5 separate regions of the Homo sapiens genome follow, and all the other regions are linked to region 1. A link is a contact called in ENCODE Hi-C or POLR2A ChIA-PET data. All regions are on one chromosome and are shown on one strand. The core of a region is the stretch at or near the end of the contact, and the rest is flanking DNA. Distances in the headings are between cores, read along the strand shown.

Region 1 (2,626 bases), core at 87-2,586:
TCAGCCCACAAATTTCTTTTGTTTGGTTCATAGTATTTAAAGAGCTTTTGAATTAGTTGCTAAAATTGAGAAATTTCACAAAAATAATTTCTAAAGTCTCTTCTTGGGAGGAAAAAAAATGACCTGTTATCATCTGCAGACCATCATTCTTACATGGCAATACATTCCAATTCACCAGAATCTACTTCTCTCTATTGTAGGATACCCACCCACTTCATTATTAAGGTTTTGTGTCTTACGTCTGTAAATATGTATGATTTTCACCTCTGCCCAAGAAGGCAAGCCTCTCTCTTTCCAAGTTCAAGAACCTGACTGGTGTTGCTCAATGTTGTATCTTCAGGGCCTAGCATGTGGTTGGTGCCCAATATTTACTGAATTAAAACTTGAAAGCAGTGAACAGAACAAATATAGAGCATTTAATCTTAAATGTCAAGCACTGTCCTTCTAGTCTCCTGTGTATTATTTCACGCGGATAACAACCCCATGAGGTAAAGTTTACATGGGAACTAAGGACCCAGACAGATTAAATAATTATCCGAGGCCTCACAACCACTAAATAAGCGGCCATGGCTCAATTTTCCTCCATGACCCCTAATAAGGGGTCTTAGAAGGCCCCATTATTAAGTTCACGATAACAATCTGTGAAATCCTGGAAGATAAACATAACACCGCCACACACACAAAGACACCTACGGGTTTCATTCTGCATCATAAGCTAAAGCGCCACAAGAGCAATGACAGCTCAAGGCTAGGAGACTCGGAGTATGGGGCCTGGAATAGGGGCAGGCAGCCTTCGCTCCGCTGCCTCCCTGCGCTTGCTCCGAGGCGCAAAGGCCTCACCAGGTGTGCAGCATCCAAAGAGCCCCACCGTGGCCACCCCCAGACGCCCCGCTCAGCAGGAAGGGCTGCGAGCCAGAGCGCATCCTCCAGCACAGCGCCTTTTTGATAAGCGGCGCAGGCCCCACGGGATGCAGCAGCGACGAGGGCGGCAGGGCCTGACCCCAGGTCCCTGTCGAGGCCGGCCGGACCCCCGCGGCCCCGGGGCTGACCAGCCAGGCTCTCCAACCACCTCCACCGCACGACCGAGCCTGCCCCGCCCCACCCAGGCCGCCTGCCGGCTCCGCGCCTCCATGGCAACGGCCGCGCCCCCGGGCCAGGCCGCTAGGATGAGAAGAAACCCCAGAAGCGAAGCGACTCTCCTCACCGGCATCTTGGCCCCCTCCCGTGCCCGGCGGACGTCCCCGCCCGGGGTGCAGCCCAGCGACACCGGGTGCGCAGAAAGGATGGCCAGAGACTACCGAAACACCTCGTTGACGCTCTCGAGACTGCGGCTTCTCGGGCGAGAGCGCCCAGTGCGCAGCCGCATTCCGAGCTCGCCCCGCCCCAAGCCCAGTCTCAGGCTCTCTCGGCCCTTGAATTACGCCTGCGCGGAGGCTTTCCGAGTCCATCTCCTAGGACGCCAGACTGAGGCCGCGCGTGCGCAATGCTGCCATTCTGCTGCGCTAGAAATGTGGCACGCACTGAGGCGGAGGTAACCTGGCAGCCCGGGGTTGGGAGGAGGAGCTGCTCTTAGGCCCGTCTTCTGGCCCTTGCAATACCCGGAATATTAAAATCAGTAATAGCAATTGTACATTTTGTCTCATCCGAAGAATTGAAGACCTTACCTACCTGACCTCGCTTGATTGCTAACTTCCTCATGACCTGTCTTACCATTAGAAAGTGAGCTCTCTTAAGGAGATTGTTAGTATTCTCACATCTATCTCCAGAGCCCACACAGAGCCTGGCACAGAGTGGGATTTTTATACGTGTTGGTCAAAGAACCAGTGATCCGTCCATCCTCTTTCTAGTCCACTTGAATGTGTAATGGGCATTTCAAGTTAATCATGTCCAGAATTGAAATCTTGATCCCCCATCAATCGCCCCACTACCCACTCCACCCCCATCAAAAAATTTAAAAGGGCTCTCTCTCATCCCTCTCAGACTTTCTTCATCTCAATATGTGGGAGCTTAATTCCGACAACTGCTCAGGTCAAAATTGCAGTCTCTTTCATACACAATATTCTATCTTTAAATACAGCCTGTTGTATCTATCTTTGTAGTGGAACCAGAATTTGGCCACTTCTACCACCACCATCGTCTCTCACGTGCATTACTACAATCGCTCAGAACTGGTTTCCTTGATTGTGTGTCCTTGTCCCTTTTCAGTGTGCTGGACAGGAGCCAGAGTGCTGGTGCTAAAACATGAATCAGATCTTCTCTTTTCTCTGCTCAAAACCCTCCATTGATTTCCCATCTTACAAAGCTAAAGCCACAAGCCCTACAATCCTCCCTCTTGCTTCTTCTGCACCAGCCCCACCTGGCCTCCTTGCTTCATCCAACATTCCCGTCGTGCTTCCATCTTAGCATGCAAGGGCTGTGAGCTTGCAGTAGGAACTGATAGAAATAAAGATAAAGCATTTTACATAGTGCCAGTGTACTGTTCTACATGCTTTCGTTTTTTAATTCATTTAATCCACACAATAACCTTTTGAAATAGATACTATTTATTATTATTTTACAGATAAAGTAATTGAGGCACAGGACCATTAAATAACTTTTCCAAGGTCATACATATAAACAATGGCAG
Region 2 (2,626 bases), core at 76-2,575, 440 kb before region 1:
GAGGTTCCAAGGGGGTGGGAAGTCCTCCTAAGAGGAGGGGTCAGACTGGAAGCTACACAAAAAGAGGCAGAAATGTCCCTCCGCCTCTTAATCGGAGCCTGGGGAAACAAACACACTCGTGCAAAATCTCCAAAGAGGTGAGCTCTTCACCCTGTCAATTTTATCTGCCTCGTGAACCCCAGGGCTCAGGCTCCAGGCCCGGGCTAGCTCACACAACAGCAGAAGGGCCTTAGGTCTGGGCACTGAGCCAAAAAAAGGGAGGCTGTGGTCCCTGCTTTGGTTACCCTGCCGGGTCTGAGCGCCAAATCGGATCTCCTACTTCTCTCTCCCTCCCTCCCTCTGTTCCTGGACTGGGGGCAGGCCCTTCTGCTAACAGAAAGCCTTCCAGTCGGAGAAAGCTCTGACAGCCTGCCGCGATAAAGGGCCCTGGGGGCGTGAGGAGAGCAAGGGGCTCAAAATCAGAACCCAGCGTGACGACAGTGCCTCCATGACTGTGCTCCCGCAATGCGCAGGCTCCATGTCCTGGCGCCCGCCCGCCCATGGACCCGGCGGGGGCTTCCAGGCTGGGCTCAGCCATTACGCCGGCGTGCGGGGGAGGAAACTCGCCTCCCGGGCACTCGGTTGTCTCCTGCCCCCGCCCCTCCCTCCGATCCGGGCCCATCTCTGACGTAGTGTGACCTTGCTCATCCCTTCCAGGCTGTGGGCCTGTTTTCCCTGTGCAAGATGAGGGTCCTGGCTGTCCTGAGGACGCTGTCCGGGCGCCGCCAGGGGTGACCGAATTCAGCTCTGCTAGGACTGTTGGGAAATGAGCTCCCTGTCGGCGTGTGCCAGCCGCCTGCGCGAGGCGCCACAGGAGAGGGCGCGCTCCTGTCGCTCTGCCGCCCCCAGAAGTTTCCCGGGAACCGACTCCACTGACTCGCCCCTCCGCGCCCCACGCGTGGCAGCCTAAGCTCAGCCTCCAGATTGGAGGAGACCGCGGAGGGAACCCTGCTGGGGTCTGGGCCCGGGGCCACGCGGCCCGAGCAGATCGAGGGCCGACCCCTCCGAGAACTCGCTCTCTGGCCTCGGCTCCTCCCTTGCGCCCGCCCTCCCACGTGGGGCCCAGGTCTGGGAATCAGCGCTCGGGGGTGGCTGGGGACAACCGAGAACGAGCTTCTTCCCCGGCACGCGGGCGGAATGGCTGAGCCCAGCCTGGAAGCCCCCGTCAGGTCCTTGGGGGCGGGCGGGCGCGCGAAGCACAGGGCGGAGACAGCCGGGAGCCCAGCCTCCCGGGCTGGGCCGCCCTCCCCTTCCCCGCGCCCGGCCGGGGATGGGGGTGTGGTCCCAAGTGTACAGTGGCATCAAGCTCAGCGCGAGCTCCCGGGAACGCTCCAACGCCTTCAGCCTGTTTCCCAGGAACGGTCCCCGGCTTCGCGCCCCAATTTCTAACAGCCTGCCTGTCCCCCGGGAACGTTCTAACATCCTTGGGGAGCGCCCCAGCTACAAGACACTGTCCTGAGAACGCTGTCATCACCCGTAGTTGCAAGTTTCGGAGCGGCAGTGGGAAGCATGCGGGACTACGACGAGGTGATCGCCTTCCTGGGCGAGTGGGGGCCCTTCCAGCGCCTCATCTTCTTCCTGCTCAGCGCCAGCATCATCCCCAATGGCTTCAATGGTATGTCAGTCGTGTTCCTGGCGGGGACCCCGGAGCACCGCTGTCGAGTGCCGGACGCCGCGAACCTGAGCAGCGCCTGGCGCAACAACAGTGTCCCGCTGCGGCTGCGGGACGGCCGCGAGGTGCCCCACAGCTGCAGCCGCTACCGGCTCGCCACCATCGCCAACTTCTCGGCGCTCGGGCTGGAGCCGGGGCGCGACGTGGACCTGGGGCAGCTGGAGCAGGAGAGCTGCCTGGATGGCTGGGAGTTCAGCCAGGACGTCTACCTGTCCACCGTCGTGACCGAGGTGGGTGCCAGGCCGAGACCGTTGACCCGGGAGTGCCTGACCCTCCCTCTGCGTCAGCCCCCCTTGAGACTCCCTGCGCAGTGCCCGGGTCAGCGCTCCCCTCCCCCTCAAACCTGCTGTTCATACTTCCAGCAGCGGGTGTGCACCCCAAGAAAGAATAGGACTCACGCGAGGCGCATTCCTGGGTCGTTTCTGTCCAATAAGGAGGTGATGGAGAAAGGAGTTTGTCACCAACTGTCTTTTCATTTCCGATTTTCACAACAAATGAAGTTTCCTAAGAACCTAGATGTTGCGTTGGGGGAAGCGCAGCCCCAGGCTACCCAGACGCACTGCCTGAGTCACCTTCCTGCCAGGCATGGGAGGAGGGGTGTGAGGGACCTTGTTACTGGGCAGGGCGGGGCCAAATCTTGTCTGTTCCCTGGCCACAGACTTCTGGAGGCATCAGGAGGTGTACTGCCGTACCATATACTTGTGAGGTTTGGGGTCCTTTCCTGAGGCCCCAGTTTCTCTAAGACAGCAGATGGCCTCCTGAGGCTCATTGGGTGCAAGGAAGCACAGAAGGCGAAACCCCAGCTGGAAGCCCTGGCCCTCAGGGACCTCTCTGAGCACAGGGTGAGTTGGCAGGCAGGGGCTGTAGCCCCTCAGCACCCTGCGTGGTTAGTGGCAGGTTTTCTAAGTTCCAGGA
Region 3 (2,626 bases), core at 44-2,543, 310 kb after region 1:
GCTCATTCACTTTTAAAATGGCTGAAGGGCAGGTACTCTAGCCTTGAGACCTTCAACTCATGATGTACCCTCCAGCAACGGAGAATTTCTTTTTAGTCCTTAAACTATGGTCTCTATTGCTAGTTTTCCAAACTTGAACACAGCCTTTTCCTTTTCTGGGAAGTTGTCCTAGTCTCCACCATTCTGTGCATATAGCACTCGCCATTCTGTACTGGGGTCACCTTTACTTGTTTAGCCACCCTCATGATGGGGATGATCCAGGTTTTGCAGAGGTGAAACTTATATACCATTGGGGGGCCCTACAAATACACAAAACAAATAATTAAAACGACAAATCACAACACATTACTAGAGACTTGGAGATTCAGATTCTCCTTAGATCTCTCTGGGTAATTTATTAGAAATGCTTACATAGATTTGCTTCCTAATCTCAAGCTGGCTTCCCCTCTCCACAACTCAGCAACTATCTATTCTCCCAGGAGGCCATACAAGCGAGGGGCCCTGAAGCTTAACATTTATTAACTTCATGTAAAGGTCTGAGCGGACCTTTCAGGCCAGGCAGCGTGTCACTTGCCTGTGTTCCTTGTTAGGGCCTACCACCGGGTAGGTGCTTGGAATGTGCTGTGGATTAAAGGCTTAAATCCTGCGGGCCCCTCAATCTGATCTAAGGACATGAGTGGCTTAGAGAACGGCGCAACAAGGCTAAGCGAAAGAAAACAAAGCGGTGTGGCTGGGAGTGGGCTCCTTCCCTCCGCTGGTGAGGGTGCGATCTTAGACTCTTGAGAGAACCCGACATAAAGGCCGCGTTCCAATGGCGGCCTTCTCCCCTACCGGCCAACCTGCCCCGAAAAGAGCAGAAGGCACCCTGCGGGATCTGCAGATCAGCTTGCGTCTCATTCTGGGGCACCGACACGGTGGAATGCAAGACACCCCACTACCGGAAGTTTCTTTGATGTTAAGAAAAACGGCGGAAGTAGGCCGCAGCGCTTCCTCAGTATAGTGCCTCGAGCTGGCTCGCCTACTTTCTACGGTAAAGGGAGGTGCTCCACATCTCTATGCAGCTGTGCAGCGCCGCAGGTTCCATGCGCAGGCTCGGTTGGCTAAATGCGCTTTCCAGCCATCTTTCAGCCACCCAGTCCTTTCCCAGGTTCTCGAGCCAGGACGTGACGTATTCAGACGTACTGGGGGCGGGGCCTCAAGGGGAAAAGCGCCTGAGCCGGGATATCGCGAGAACATCCCGTTCTTTCGTAGCTCTGGTGCTGCGGCTCCGCTCTCGTCGCAACGAGATCTTTCGAGATCTTCTCCGCCCCCGCTACCGGCGCCTCCTCTGCGGCCACTGAGCCGGAGCCGGCCTGAGCAGCGCTCTCGGTTGCAGTACCCACTGGAAGGACTTAGGCGCTCGCGTGGACACCGCAAGCCCCTCAGTAGCCTCGGCCCAAGAGGCCTGCTTTCCACTCGCTAGCCCCGCCGGGGGTCCGTGTCCTGTCTCGGTGGCCGGACCCGGGCCCGAGCCCGAGCAGTAGCCGGCGCCATGTCGGTGGTGGGCATAGACCTGGGCTTCCAGAGCTGCTACGTCGCTGTGGCCCGCGCCGGCGGCATCGAGACTATCGCTAATGAGTATAGCGACCGCTGCACGCCGTAAGTGTGGGCCGGGCCTGCCGCGTGCACTGGGGTTAGGAGATAATGCTTGTTCCAGTCTGGGACCCTCGCTGCTTGGGGAACGCGGGCCGAGGAGTCGCCTCCGTTCCGAGCCGAGGTCCCGGTAGGTCAGGGACCCCCAGTAGGTATTAGGACACTAGGGGCCGCGGCCCACTATGAGCGTGGGTGTGTGCTAAGCGCGAGGGCCTTTTCCCCGGTGGCCCGTCGGCCGAAGAAAGGCTTCTGGCCGGTACTCGGACCAGCGGAGGGCACGGGTAGGAACTGGAAGGACTGCAGGCCTAGGATGTAAACGGATCGCGGTCCTTTTCTTGAGGGCAGAGACCAGGCCCAGGTCGTACTGAGTCTTTTGAGTCCAACAGAAAGCTCAGAACTTTGCACACAGCAGGCGCTTAATAATAGTTGAATCGAACGGGTTCTGGGGCTTGCCAGCCGCGAGACCGTGGAGCGGTCAGCGTCCCACGTGAGTGGGGGCGGGGCAGCGCCCGGAAGAGAGCGAGCTGGAGCAGCCTCAGGCACGGGTTCCGGATGGACTCGGGGTCTTGAGATTGGGTTGGCACGGATAGGAATTTAATAAAATCGGTGCTCTTATGATAACTTTGCAATCGCTTTTGTTTTCCACATTATTTCGGGATATTGTGCTATATTGGGTCACTCTCTGTTTTGTGCGCGTTAACCCCTCAATAGGGTTGCACTTTAACGATAATGCATTCTAACCAGTGTGTTGGCCACAATTGTTAGTGGCTCAAGGGCCCGCCTTGACTTCTAGAACCCATAGTAAGTTTTGGGACCAGCATAGACACAGTTCTAAAAAATGGTGGGTCACTCAGGTCTTTCACTGGTTACAGTGTCTGCCTTTTGAATACTTGTAGATACATTTTAATCCGTTGTCGTGTTCTTAGACAAAATCTTGTAAGAAGTTCTGTATTATTTGCCATTCAGGGTCTCTCTTCTTTTTTTTTTTTTTTTT
Region 4 (2,626 bases), core at 63-2,562, 290 kb after region 1:
GCTCACGCCTGTAATCCCAGCACTTTGGGAGGCCAAGGCGGGCGGATCTCGAGGTCAGGGGATCGAGACCATCCTGGCTAACACGGTGAAACCCCATCTCTACTAAAAATACAAAAAACCAGCCGGGCATGGTGGCGGGCGCCTGTAGTCCCAGCTACTCGGGAGGCTGAGGCAGGGGAACGGCGTGAACCCGGGGGGCGGAGCTTGCAGTGAGCCAAGATTGCACCTCTGCACTCCAGCCTGGGAGACAGAGCAAGACTCCGCCTCAAAAAAAAAAAAAAAAAAAAAAAAAAAAAAGAAAGGGGCATCTGGGGTGACCCTTGCATTATTTGTCAGCTATGAATCTCTTCTGCCACTCTCTCTTGTTCATTAGGCGTAATGGCTATCTTTCAGTTCTGTAAAAAGTAAGTTTCAGGCTCAAAGCAATTATGCCACTATCCGGATGCTCTTTCTCAAAATCCTCGTATGACTGTTCCTTTTTCATCCTTTAAATCTCTGTTCAAATTCCACCTCTTCAGAGATGCCTTTCCAGTCCAACCAACCTAAAGTGGGCCTTTCCCTCTTTCCATCACAACAGCTTACTTCCTTCAAAGCTGTTATCACCAGCTGTATTTACAATTTGTGGTTTATCGACTGTTTCCATCACTAGAATGTAAGCTCTCTGAAAGCAAGGATTTTGTCTTGAACACCTCTATTTATACCCAATGTCTGGCACAGAACGGTAGGAACTAAATAAATTAATATTTATTGAAAGAGAGAATGAGTAGCAAAAGGTGGTAAGATAGCCTGGGAAAGCAATCGGCATTGAAGGCAGGGTGTTCCTAAGGAAGGCGCTAGAATAAGGAAGTAGGAAAAGGCAGCTGGGCTGGACACTGAATAGGAAACTGAAGGTTTACGTCGGCTGGAATAAAGGTGTCGGACCGGGGCTTCAGGGCTCCCCTGTCCACGCGTGGGGTTGGCGGAGGGGCATAAATCACTGAGTGACCAACTGTGGGCGTTCCTTTCAGAGAAACCAAACGCGACAGTTGTCTTCAAACCCCGCTCTGTCCCGTGCCGCAGACTTTACGCGGCTGTCTTCCGCGAAATCGCTAACCCCCGGTCACCAGACTTATCGCCCGGGCCCGAGCCCCCCGGGAGCCAGAAGAGTGTTTGAGAAACGGACATTCTCCGCCGGTCCCAATAGGGGTCCGACACCAGCCCGTTGACGCGCGTTTCCCCGCTCCCAGCCCTCCAGTGGACCCGAACCGGATCCTTACTTACGCTTGTCTCCGGGCTATTAGCCGATGCATGGGAGTCGCCATCTTAGCGCGGTCAAAGCCGGCCGCGCAGGGTTTTGGGAAACTCCTCGGAAGGGCGGGGCTTCCAACCGGGAGGCCGTAGACGTAGGCGGGGCCAGACAGGCTTCTAAGGGGAGGTATCTTAGTGCCGGCTGGTGGGTCGGGAGGGGAGGGGCTGGAGGGTCGGGAGGGGAGGGGCTGGAGGGTCGGGAGGGGAGGGGCTGGAGGGGCTGGAGGGTCGGGACGGGAGGGACTGGTGGGTCGGGAGGGGCCGGTGTCTCCAGTATGGGTCTCGGGTTCTCGGGCCGAACAGGGTTTCAAAGGATGATTACAGGCAAGAACATTATCTGTGGAAAATGAGGACAACATTCTCGAACGAGGGATACACATACAAAGACAAAGAATGAAACTTTGGTGTTCAGAAAACTAGAAGTAGTCTGGAGAATAGAAAGGAATTAGTTGACCAGGATTGAGACCATCAATTGAAAGAATGACTTTAGCAAGCCATGGAGTGCAAACATATACGTTATTTCTGTTTTTTATGTATTTCACAGCGTTGTTACGAGTACTAAATGGGACTGTATAACTAAAGCTGCTTTATCAAGCAGAAAAGGACTATACAAATATTTTAGAATATTTTAGCTGCACCTACATCTAATGTCAGCTCACGGAGCTATTATTCTCTTAAAACCCACGTTCTCTGAAATATATATAATTTTCTGAAGTGTGTGTGTGTTTCTGGGTCATCCATATTTTTTCCTTTTTTTTTTAATTTGAGACAGAGTCTCGCTGTGTCGCCAGGCTGGAGTGCAGTGGCGCGATCTCGGCTCAGTGCAACCTCTGGGTCCCTGGTTCAAGAGATTCTCTTGTCTCACACTCCCGAATAGCTGGGATGACAAGCACGCGCCACCATGCCCAGCTAATTTTTGTATTTTTACTAGAGACAGGGTTTCACCATGTTGGCCAGGATGGTCTCGATCTCCTGACCTCATAATCCGCCCGCCTCGGCCTCCTAAAGTGCTGGGATTACAGGCGTGAGCCACCGCGCCCAGCCATATTTTTTCAATTAATAATTAACACTTAAAATGTTTTAGGAGCTGAGGACAGAGCATTTGAACAAATAAAATCCGTGTACACATGGAACTTTCTACAGACAATGAATGAAGACTATTCTCATGGGCATAAGTACTCTAACGAAAAATATTTCAGAGTAAGGGATTAAAGAGTGATTAGGAGTTAGGGAAGGTGATGATGTGACCTTTGAGCACAACTTGTTCTTCAAAAAAATAGGCTCTTACATGTTGTGTTCTCCAGCTTGATTTTTTCATTCCTCAGTGTACTTATGAAAA
Region 5 (2,626 bases), core at 53-2,552, 260 kb before region 1:
AAATGATTCCTTGAGCCCAGTGTGTGGCTCCACAAAAGAAAGTTCCTGGCACTTTTCATATTTATTTATAATTTTTTTTCTGATTATAAAAGTAATTATAGGCCAGTCAAGGTGGCTCACACCTATAATCCCAGTACTTTGGGAGGCCGAGGCAGGAGGATTATGTGAGCTCAGGAGTTCGAGACCAGCATGGACAACATGGCGAAATCCTGTCTCTACAAAAAATTAGCTGGGCATGGTGGTATGTACCTGTAGTCCCAGCTTCTCCGGAGGCTGAGGTGGGAGGATCACTTGAGCCTGTGAGGTCGAGACTACACCGAGATTGCACTAAGCCGAGATTGCACCACTGCGCTCCAGCCTTGGTCAACAGGGTGAGATTTTGTCTCAAAAAATAAGTAAAAGTAATTATAGGTCATCATGGAATATTTTTAAACTATAGAAATATAAAAAATATATAATCACCTGTAATCCCACCATCCAAAGATAATCACCTTTAGTATTGTGATGTATTCCCTCCATCTGTATTCCACAAAAAAATTATATATTAATTAGATTTGAATTGTGTATAGTTTCACATCTCCCTTTTCCTCTGTAAAATTGTGCTTTATGAGAAGGAGGGATTATTTTTAATGTAGAAGAAACTAGAAAACCTTTTTCTTAAAAAAAAAAAAAAAAAAAAAAAAGCAAAGCCCCACAGTCTGTAGTGGTTGGAGGACATCCTGTGGGGCTGCATGGTGGCTCTGTCGCACATCCGGTGTGAGCTGCGGGGCGGTGGCAGTGGCTGGGTCCTTTTCTCCCCTGGCCAGGCTACACCCTTCTGCCTGTGGGTAAGACAGAGTTTTGAAGCGTCTGTGCTCACCCTTTCCTCCCTAACACAGGATGCTGTGATCATTCACCCTATCAAAAGGCATGTGGGGTTGTGATCGTTACTGTTTGCATCTCAAGTTGTGCGGCACAATGTTTTCTCGTGTGTTATCTCACCTGAGACTCACACACCCTGTGAGACAGATAAGACAAATGATGTTATACCCATTTTACAGATGAAGAAACTGAGGCTACAAAAGATCTAGTGGCTTATTTGAGGCCACATAGCTAGTAAGTGGCAGAGTGGGGACTTTTTGCAGATCTGGCTGGCATCCAGTAACTATTTTTTTTCCTCTATACTTTTTTTTCCAGTAGTCCTAGCTTTTCCAGAGCTAAACTGAGTCCCCTTAGTATTCCCTTAGTAAGGCCAAGGACTGAGAGTGTTATGAGTATTGTGGATGTGTGGAGGGGCCATGCAACTCCTTCCTGGGAATCTTAAGCCAAGCCCTGTGGCCTCTGACTAGCTGTCCTAGGTGGCCTGACCTCAGGCAAGCCCCTCCATGACCACTCAGAGCCAGCACCTCAGCTCACTGAGGTTTGGGGAGGGGGCTCAAAGAGGCAGCTGCTTCCTATAGAGAGGTCCAGCAGAGGCACTATCCTGGGGGGCATCCTTCTTGACCCCCTCCATGCCATGGAGGCCCATTCCCTGCCCAGGGCTTTAGAGTCTGAGCTTCTCCCAGAGGGAATGGAGTCTTTCACAGAGAGGCTGTAGAGCCTTGTGAGGCTGAGTCCAACCCACGTGCAGGGATTTTGGGCAGCTGCATCCCCCAAATGGTTTCCCAGTGGATCAGTTTCCTATTGCTGCTCTAACAAATTATCATAAACAGGGGCTTAAAACAACACAATTTTTTATTTATTTATTTATTTTTTTGGATACAGGGTCTTGCTCTGTCACTCAGGCTGGAGTGCAGTGGCTCAATCTTGACTCACTGCAACCTCTCCCTCCTGGGCTCAGGCCATCCTCCTACCTCAGCCTCCCAAGTAGCCAGGACTAAAGGCACGTGCTACCACACCTGGCTAATTTTTTGTATACTTTATAGAGACAGGGTCTCACTATGTTGCCCTGGCTGGTCTCAAACTCCTGGGCACAAGCAATCTGCCTGCCTCAGCCTCCCAAAGTGCTAGGATTACAGGTGTAAGCCACTGCACCTGGCCCGTTTCTTTTCTTATAGTTCTGTAGTCAGAAGTCCAAAACAGGTCTCACTGGGCTAAACTCAAGGTGTCAACAGAGCTGCATTTCTTCCTGGGGGCTCTAGTGGAGAATCCCTTTCCTTCCTTTCCCTTTCCAGCTTTTAGAGGCTGCCTGCATTCCTTGGCCTGCAACCCCTTCCTCCACTTTCAAAGCCAGCACTGGCTGGTCAGGTTTTTCACAATGCGATCTCTCTGGTTCTGACCCTTCTGCCTCCTCCTTCTTCATTTAAGAACCCTTGTGATTACACTGGGCCCACACCAATAATCCAGGGTAATCTCTCTATTTGCAAGTGAGCTGGTTAGCAACCTTAATTCCATCTGCAGTTTTAATTCCTCTTTGCCATGTAGCAACATATTCATAGGCTCATGCATTAGGACGTGGACCTCTTTATTCCACTGTGGACCAATACTCTGCCTTCCACACCTAGCCTCTCTTCTGAGTTTTCCAAGGGCCCCCCATCCTCAGGCATCCTCAGGCATAGACAGCCGGCTGGGCCAGACCACAGTCAGGATGTTCCCGCCACTATCAGAGAGGTCCTTTCTACCTAAGTCCCCTCCCACCTGCCTGCTC

Evidence for each region. A loop is a pair of places that touch in the nucleus more often than their neighbours do. ChIA-PET counts read pairs that join two places held with the same protein, here RNA polymerase II (POLR2A). Pooled maps may share reads with other maps.
Region 2: a map of naive thymus-derived CD4-positive, alpha-beta T cell shows a loop between it and region 1 (3-fold over the local background). The contact joins the promoter of SLC22A4 here to the promoter of KIF3A in region 1. A Hi-C loop is called at or near these places in 1 of 168 maps with a recorded cell type or tissue (naive thymus-derived CD4-positive, alpha-beta T cell) and 6 of 50 pooled maps. POLR2A ChIA-PET finds 5 or more read pairs at or near these places in 2 of 52 experiments (HEK293 and WTC11).
Region 3: a loop to region 1 is called in a map of CD4-positive, alpha-beta T cell, with 5 times the contacts of the local background. The contact joins the promoter of HSPA4 here to the promoter of KIF3A in region 1. A Hi-C loop is called at or near these places in 6 of 168 maps with a recorded cell type or tissue (CD4-positive, alpha-beta T cell, CD4-positive, alpha-beta memory T cell, CD8-positive, alpha-beta T cell and 1 more), 3 of 37 single-sample maps with no recorded cell type and 16 of 50 pooled maps. POLR2A ChIA-PET finds 5 or more read pairs at or near these places in 6 of 52 experiments (CD4-positive, alpha-beta T cell, CD4-positive, alpha-beta memory T cell, HEK293 and 3 more).
Region 4: a loop to region 1 is called in a map of CD8-positive, alpha-beta T cell, with 2.2 times the contacts of the local background. The contact joins the promoter of ZCCHC10 here to the promoter of KIF3A in region 1. A Hi-C loop is called at or near these places in 1 of 168 maps with a recorded cell type or tissue (CD8-positive, alpha-beta T cell) and 10 of 50 pooled maps. POLR2A ChIA-PET finds 5 or more read pairs at or near these places in 2 of 52 experiments (H1 and SK-N-SH).
Region 5: a loop to region 1 is called in a pooled map, with 4 times the contacts of the local background. The contact joins the enhancer-like site here to the promoter of KIF3A in region 1. A Hi-C loop is called at or near these places in 6 of 50 pooled maps. POLR2A ChIA-PET finds 5 or more read pairs at or near these places in 3 of 52 experiments (activated CD8-positive, alpha-beta memory T cell and activated T-cell).

The regions. Positions count from the first base shown.
Region 1 is chr5:132,736,210-132,738,835 of GRCh38, forward strand. KIF3A (kinesin family member 3A) reads right to left here and starts at 1,337. Exons shown (of 19, transcript NM_001300791.2): 1 at 1,205-1,337. The coding sequence starts at 1,210. RefSeq lists an enhancer at 642-741 and a silencer at 892-1,201.
Region 2 is chr5:132,293,069-132,295,694 of GRCh38, forward strand. It overlaps SLC22A4 (solute carrier family 22 member 4), which reads left to right and starts at 1,326. Exons shown (of 10, transcript NM_003059.3): 1 at 1,326-1,941. The coding sequence starts at 1,549. RefSeq lists enhancers at 299-917, 734-783 and silencers at 1,014-1,373, 1,444-1,493.
Region 3 is chr5:133,050,720-133,053,345 of GRCh38, forward strand. HSPA4 (heat shock protein family A (Hsp70) member 4) reads left to right here and starts at 1,294. Exons shown (of 19, transcript NM_002154.4): 1 at 1,294-1,638. The coding sequence starts at 1,532. RefSeq lists enhancers at 581-1,543, 730-779, 850-899, 1,090-1,269, 2,508-2,626.
Region 4 is chr5:133,025,237-133,027,862 of GRCh38, forward strand. ZCCHC10 (zinc finger CCHC-type containing 10) reads right to left here and starts at 1,313. Exons shown (of 5, transcript NM_001300816.3): 1 at 1,261-1,313. The coding sequence starts at 1,301. RefSeq lists an enhancer at 1,073-1,382 and a silencer at 1,463-1,592.
Region 5 is chr5:132,472,354-132,474,979 of GRCh38, forward strand. All of the region lies in intron 3 of CARINH (colitis associated IRF1 antisense regulator of intestinal homeostasis), which reads left to right. Among named protein-coding and RNA genes, the nearest start is that of IRF1, 17 kb to the right of the region's middle. RefSeq lists a silencer at 879-958. Within about 2 kb of position 1,303, at least 9 of the 41 ENCODE cell types and tissues checked have a DNase peak (open chromatin) inside an H3K27ac peak, as active enhancers do.